2 separate regions of the Homo sapiens genome follow, and region 1 is linked to region 2. The links are chromatin contacts, found by Hi-C or POLR2A ChIA-PET in ENCODE. All regions are on one chromosome and are shown on one strand. The core of a region is the stretch at or near the end of the contact, and the rest is flanking DNA. Distances in the headings are between cores, read along the strand shown.

Evidence for each region. Hi-C counts contacts between places; a loop is a spot of excess contacts on that map. ChIA-PET counts read pairs that join two places held with the same protein, here RNA polymerase II (POLR2A). Pooled maps may share reads with other maps.
Region 1: a loop to region 2 is called in a pooled map, with 2.5 times the contacts of the local background. The contact joins two enhancer-like sites. A Hi-C loop is called at or near these places in 2 of 168 maps with a recorded cell type or tissue (PC-3 and Right ventricle myocardium inferior), 1 of 37 single-sample maps with no recorded cell type and 11 of 50 pooled maps. POLR2A ChIA-PET finds 5 or more read pairs at or near these places in 1 of 52 experiments (activated T-cell).

Annotation. Positions count from the first base shown.
Region 1 is chr17:55,294,145-55,297,605 of GRCh38, forward strand. The region is part of intron 2 of HLF (HLF transcription factor, PAR bZIP family member); the gene reads left to right. Among named protein-coding and RNA genes, the nearest start is that of HLF, 31 kb to the left of the region's middle. RefSeq lists silencers at 1,824-2,118, 1,844-2,138. Within about 2 kb of position 1,532, at least 4 of the 41 ENCODE cell types and tissues checked have a DNase peak (open chromatin) inside an H3K27ac peak, as active enhancers do.
Region 2 is chr17:55,167,544-55,170,977 of GRCh38, forward strand. It overlaps STXBP4 (syntaxin binding protein 4), which reads left to right. Exons shown (of 18, transcript NM_178509.6): 18 at 1-3,434. Among named protein-coding and RNA genes, the nearest start is that of HLF, 96 kb to the right of the region's middle. Within about 2 kb of position 1,913, at least 3 of the 41 ENCODE cell types and tissues checked have a DNase peak (open chromatin) inside an H3K27ac peak, as active enhancers do.

The DNA of each region.
Region 1 (3,461 bases), core at 282-2,781, 130 kb after region 2:
TGGCTGTGTCCCTGAGGGTGCTGGTGCTAAACCCACGGCACAGTCCATATCAGTCAAAGCTTCATTCTCCTTGTGCCCACACTATGCTGATCTGCCCCAGTGCAACAGGGAGACGCATATGGTCAAGAGAATGTGTCTTTCACGAATAGATTTTCTCCTTCGACCATGGTGAGAAGTCCTTGTAAAGAAGCATACATGAATATATGGATGTGTTGGGCATCAGCTGTGCGTGTGGCCCTCAGCCAGGTGAGTGGAGGAAGTTGGAGGCATTCAGTGTTCACCTCCATGTGCTTTTCAGAGACATACCTGGTGAGCTGTCTGCAGATACACAGCGTAGTGGGAGAGATACGCACGTGAAAGCAGCACAGGGCATGTAGCTAGCACTTGGTAAATATTAGTTTCCTTCCCCTTTCTGTGTGTAAGGCAAGTTGTACGAGCAAAGCATCCGCAGCTCAGAATGCAAAAATAGATCTCCATGTGGGGATGTGGCCTCTTTTCCCCAAGTGTGGACCAGATGTCAGGCCGCCTTGTGAGTACTCAAGGAATGTTACGGCTTCCTTCTTCAGGACTTCACTGCTTCTCTCCATATGGAGAAGGCTCCCTTTCCATGCACTTCCTGGATCTGAAAAACAAGAACAAGAAAGAGGATGGCTCTAAAGTCTCAGGAAATGGACCTTTCTATATCCTCCCTTTTAAAAAGCATTTGTATGTAGGTTTTTTAGGTCTTGCTGTCAAGTCGGATACACAGCTGTCATCTGTTATATCGGTGATTTAATAACATAATAAAAATTTATAGAGAACCACAAGCTCATGGATGTTTGTTTTGGAGTGCATTTATTCATCATTAGTATGGGTATTTTTAATCATTTACTGAGGGCCTAGCAAGGTGCTGGTAATTCAGAGATAAGGAAGATGTCATCCTTTAAACTTGAGAAGCTTATGAATGGCGAAGAGATATAATTAATTGTGAATGGAGTGTGGTAGATAGCATCAGGTTGTATATGAGGTAGAATCAGGAAAGCAAGAATGGCCAGCTCTGAATAGAGTGAGGAGGGAAGATGGGAGATGATCCTTGAGTTGTGTCTTGAAGAATGAGCAAAAATTATATTCATGGAAAGAAAGGATACAATATAAGTGACTTGTTGAGTTTTTCTTGGCTGATACTAAGAATGAATTTTCATTAAATATGCACCAGTAATTCACAGGAAATGATCAGGTCAGAATGTTATGGGACATTGGTCTGAAATATAATGAGAGGGGAAAAAAACAGAAAATTTAAAACGTTTATTTATGATGGCTAATATTCAGAGGGGCTAACTCCCTCCTGCCCAGATAAGGAGAACTTTGCCGCCTGGCAAGGGACCTGCGGCTCTGCACTGCCAGGGCAACAGAACCACACGTCTCAAACGTGGTGTTTAAAGAAGATGTTGGAAGGTTAGAGGCGGTGTAATGGATGGGATTTGACAGTTGCTGTGGCAACACACCCACTTCCAGAACATTAGTGTTAGTGGGAGGGCAGGCAAACTCGTGGTACTTGCCCTGGGCTGCCCTATGTCCCGTACCACCTGTTCTATGCCAAAGGTATGAACAAATTCAAAAGGACAAATGCCTCACATGGCTGATGGCTGCCTGCCTTTGTAGAACTGACCCTGGAATAAGATAAGAAGATGAGTAAATCAGAGAAAAGACAACAGGGAAATAGCGTGGAGGAGGAGGGGGAGGCCAGAGCAAGCAGTGTTAACTCCTTTCAGGTCAACATTTCCCAGGGTTATATTAGAATGTATTGACTAACTGGTAGATTTTTATGGGGAAAAAATGCATATGGCATCTGTGTGTCTAAAATGCCCTTGATAGAAGCAGTAGTGTAGAATGCTTTGGGGCATAAATAGTCCTTAGAGTAGCAAAAAGACAGGTTAATGCAAAATTGGTTGGACAGGTTTTGGTTGGAGGCCTGAGTGATTGCCTCCGGAGCACCACCTTCTGGGGAGTCATGGGTATGACATGGTGTGAATATTCCTGAGGTGTGGGTGGTTGGTTTCCTTACAAGGTAGGGTTTGCAAGCTCCTTACATCCACAGGGGCTGTTTCCTCTGGACCAGTCGTTCTCAATCTTGGCCTCACATGAGAATTACCAGTGATTTTTTTAAAAGAAATTTAAACATTTTATTACAAAATTAATATACGATTGTTGTAAAATAGGACTGTATAAAGAGTAACTTGAGTTCCCATATTCCATTTCCAGATTTAACTGTCCACAGTTTCTGCGTACTCTTCCAGACGTTCCCTTTGTGTTTATAAGCATTTATATACATATATATGGGGGTGGGTGTGTATATATTGTGTGTATGGAAATATGGAAATATATGTATATGCATACAATACATAGTGTTATGCATCTTGCCTTTTTCATTCAATATTTTTTGGAGATTTTTCCATATTAATACATATAGATCTGCCGGCTGCATAGAACCTATGATCTGGATATGCTATAATTTACTTAACAATGCCTCTAGGGATTTAGATTGTTTTCATCGTTGGATTCCATTCTTTGTACACTTGTGTGGTATATCTAAAGTTTTCATTCCTAGATGTGGAATTGCTGGATCAAAGTGTGTAGGCTCCAAAAGAATTGAACTAGTTCACACTCCCACTAAAAGTGTGTGAGAAAGCTGTTTCCTCTTCCATTCAAAAAAATTTTTTTTTTTTTTTACAGAGCCCAGGCCCCATTTTCAGATCTTCTGGGTGAGGTTGGAGGGGAGCTAAGTATCTGTACTTTTACAGAGCTCCACAGGTGAGGCTGATCTGTAACCAGGGTTGAGAACTTACATATGTTCTTATCTATGGCCTTAGATAGAGGGTGTAAAATTAGGAGACGCAGCTCCCACTGATGATGCCTGGGTCATGTCCTTTCAGATCCAAATTGCAAGATCTCCTTTAATGTGGTTAATTGGGAGAAATTGAATGACCCATTTCTTCTGAAATTTCTGTTAAACTGGAGGTCTTTATTTAGACAAATGTAAACATTAATCCATCTTTATTAAGATAATGTATGATTAAAGCAACAAGGTACCATCTAGGTTCTGTTTGATACTTTTCTTGTTATTCTGTAGTTATTTGTTCATAAACCATTTTTTCTTCTTATAGGCTTTCAAGGAAGAATTATCTAATTCCTTTTGGTGTGGCCTCAGATTTCATTAGCAGTAGGTAGAGTTTGTAGTTATTGAAAGTCTTTCTCTTATTTCAGTTTGAAATGTTCCCAGGTTGGCACATAGCTTTGGGAACTGGAAGTGTCTCTTTTCCCTTGCTTAGGTAGCCTCAATAGATTGAAAGAAAATGGACATCTCTTCTTCAGAAAACCTGTTCTAAGAATTATCCATCTTAGGAAATTAGGGTGGTTATTGCTCTTCTTTACTGCCTGCCTGAAAAAAATTTCCCAGCCCTCATTTCTTTCATCCTTTCCTT
Region 2 (3,434 bases), core at 663-3,162:
ATTGTAAAGCACATACTCACACATTGTTGATTTGCCCAAGGTTCTGAAGAAATACCACAGAATGATTTTGGTATAGAAGGGTAGATAAAGCCTGAAACCAAAATACAAGGTTAGTGCATTTCAGAGCAGCAGCAAACTTCTGTTCTTATGGGTTAATTAATCATGTTACTGAAGAATTGATTTGGCACAAGGGAGCTATGTATTGCCACAGAACTCTGAAATTGCAGAAATTATCTCATCTATAAGTAACCCCACTGGAATTGCTTGACTGTTCTGTTTCACAGTGGAGAAATTCATCTTTCATCAGCACACACGAGAAGAGACAACAGGAAGACAAAACAAATTGAGTAGATAATAAAGTTACCTTATAGGAATAGGTAATATAGACAGGTAAGGTCAGAAATTTCTGTGGAATGGAATATGAAAAGATGTTTATGAGCAGATTCTATTTCTTTAGGCAGTTTTATCATTCAGAGAAGTAATCTATGCATTTAATCTAATGCCAGCTTTTATTTTTCTTTGGTGATTACCACACAAAAATAAGAAGTTGGCACCAAATTAAATGCATGGATTACTTCTCTGATAAAAGTACTCGATATAAGGGAAATTTGAAGGAAATAGAATGCATACATACACACACATACACTTAGTATATGTGTGTGTGTGTGTGTGTATATATATATATCTGTGTGTATATACACACCACACACACACACACACACACGTATTGGAGGAATAAGAAATATTTAATAAAATCTACACAATTTCAAAAATATGACCAAATACTGGTGGTTCCTCATTTACCAGTAGAACTCTCTCTACAAATGGAAAGTGAGAAGTCTATGAAGTTACCTTAGTTTTTCCAATTAAGACTGTTCATTGATTGTATTTCTTCTGTCTCTATAAGTACCATATTCCCAATTAGTATTTCATCAGTTATAAGACCCATCATTATTTTGTGTGTAACTGAAAATGAAAAAAAGATTTAAAATATGACTTAGTAGTTAGAATTTTTATCTTATACGCCTTTAAGTAAATACAAGAGAACTGTTTCAGCATAGATTTTTAAAAATCATGTGTGTAAAAGAGAATGAAATATTAATTATGATATTTACAAAGCTCTGTACATTCAGAATTGAACTCTTTCTGCATCTCTTTTTTGAATCAGAGTTGTCATAAACCACAATTTTTCACGGTAACACCCTCTCTGCCATCAGGATAAATAACATTTCTTAAAGGAATATTCTACTGCAGTCTCTGAGATTTTTTTCCCTGTCTTAGACATCCATTCTACAACTCTGATGCTGGCACATTTTTTATCTTGGCAAAAGGACTTAATAGAAAAATTTTAGATAACAATCAGGATTCATACTCTTCTCAATAGTCCTTAAATGGTTTATTGACCAAAAAGTAAAGAAGTAACAGTCCAGTCATATCATGGAAAGAACAACCAAATTCATGCATGCACAGGCAAAGACAACCATATCACTATGACCACCTGGCTGACAGTAACTGCAGGACATCAATTATTGTAAGACACTTCCTGTAATATGTTTAATTCCTCTGACATAAGGATTTATGTGAATTAGGAAGTGGCCCAAGGGTGAAAAGTAATAGGGAAATAGAGAAATAGAACCGATCCAAAGGAAAGGGGGAAAAAAACCCACAAAAAGTGTGATGTCAAGCAAAGCCTATTCTGGAGATGACTTTGGTTCACTCCCACGGGAGAGCCCTAGAGACAAAAAGGTTCTACAGTAGGTTCAAGTCAGAGGCCAGAGAACCCAGAGTATTTATACCTCTGCACCATCAGTTATTGAATGGGGGTGGGGGTGGGGGTGGGTGTAAATTTCCAGGTGCTTCCAGCCTGCAATGCAGTCAAAGCATGTTCCTGTAGCCTGAGGACAGCCGTCCAACAAAGAGGTGCAGGTGCTGAATGTTGAGAGTGAAAGCACAGGGAGCTGTCATGCATGAGAGTGGTAGAGGGATCTGAAAGTGCTAGCAGTGCCTATTATACATCCAAATACTAAAGACGCTTAGATGTGAAAAATGTGTGTCTTAGAATCGATAAAATATGGTATAGAGAATCAAGTCTCCTTGTTCCTGGTTTATCTCATAGCATACTTAAAATTCAGCTAAAGATGAAATGCCTTAACAAGTGAAATGGGCTTTCTGAAAAATTATTTCAATCAAAATTGTGTTAAAAGCTATTTCTAAAAACCCTAACATGAAATACTTAGAAGAGATCAAGTGGTTTGTCCCTGGACATTCAAGCAATTGAATGTCTAAACAATCCAAGACAGATAATTTTGTAGTATTTACTGTGTGAAGTGAACCTTTAAGGCTGTGGACAATGCAAACTCCCTCATGTACCTTGCTCCTTGCCAATTTCAAACAAACCTTCTCACCTATGATATAAGGCTTCCTTAGAATTATTGATTAATTATTTAAGATACAATAAAACCAAAGTATTTTTAAAACACAGTAATTATGTTAGTGCAGGTACATGACATAGATATCCTCAAATATTCTTAGGACATCTATAAATCACCACAAACATTCTGGAAAGCAGTCTTGGAACATCTATCAAAGGCCTTAAAAATTTCTTCTTCTGTGAATTTATCCTCACAAATGACCCCAAGTTTAGACCAAAATAAAAAAATGCTTAAAAGGCTTATTAAAGCATGATTTAAAATAGAAATGATTGCCTAAATTCCTGAAAACAGGGGAATGTCTAAATAAAATATGGTATCTAACATGATAGAAAATGTTTACTAATGTTTAATGATACCAAGAAAGTATCACAATAATAACATCAAGTGGTAATAACAGGAAACAGATCTGTATACAATATAAAACCAACAGTATTGTATATATAAACACCATAGAAGATCTGAAAAAAAATTAGATGACATTATTTGTGATATCTATTTTATTTATTATATTTTTCTGCATACTACTCTACAGTGAGCCTGTCCTTTATAAGAAAAAATGCTAATGATTTATTGTGTATGAAAAAAGTGTATCTGATTTGATTATATATTTTTATTTCCACTTATATTTTCTAGGATTATTTTGCTTTAGAATTCTATGTATAATCCTGTGAAAATTTGTAGTGTTGTAGGGACTGGAAAGATCAGAGATTATGTTATGGCCATGAATGAGGCCTGACCTGCATTGTCAATAACTAAATTGATTATTGTGGAAACAACAAAAAAATTCATTTTTTGAAATGAAAATCTTTATTGAAATAACTATTTTACCATTGTGTGGTCAGATTCACTGCATTTGATGCTTTTTCAGGATTTGTTTTTCCTGCTAGAAATGCTAGAGTTGTCACAGATGTGATATTTATGTTTTCATTGTCTGGGGAGGGCCAAGTTTCATGACAGAGAAAGACTGGGGCCAATTCTGTGATTATGGATGTCAACTTATCT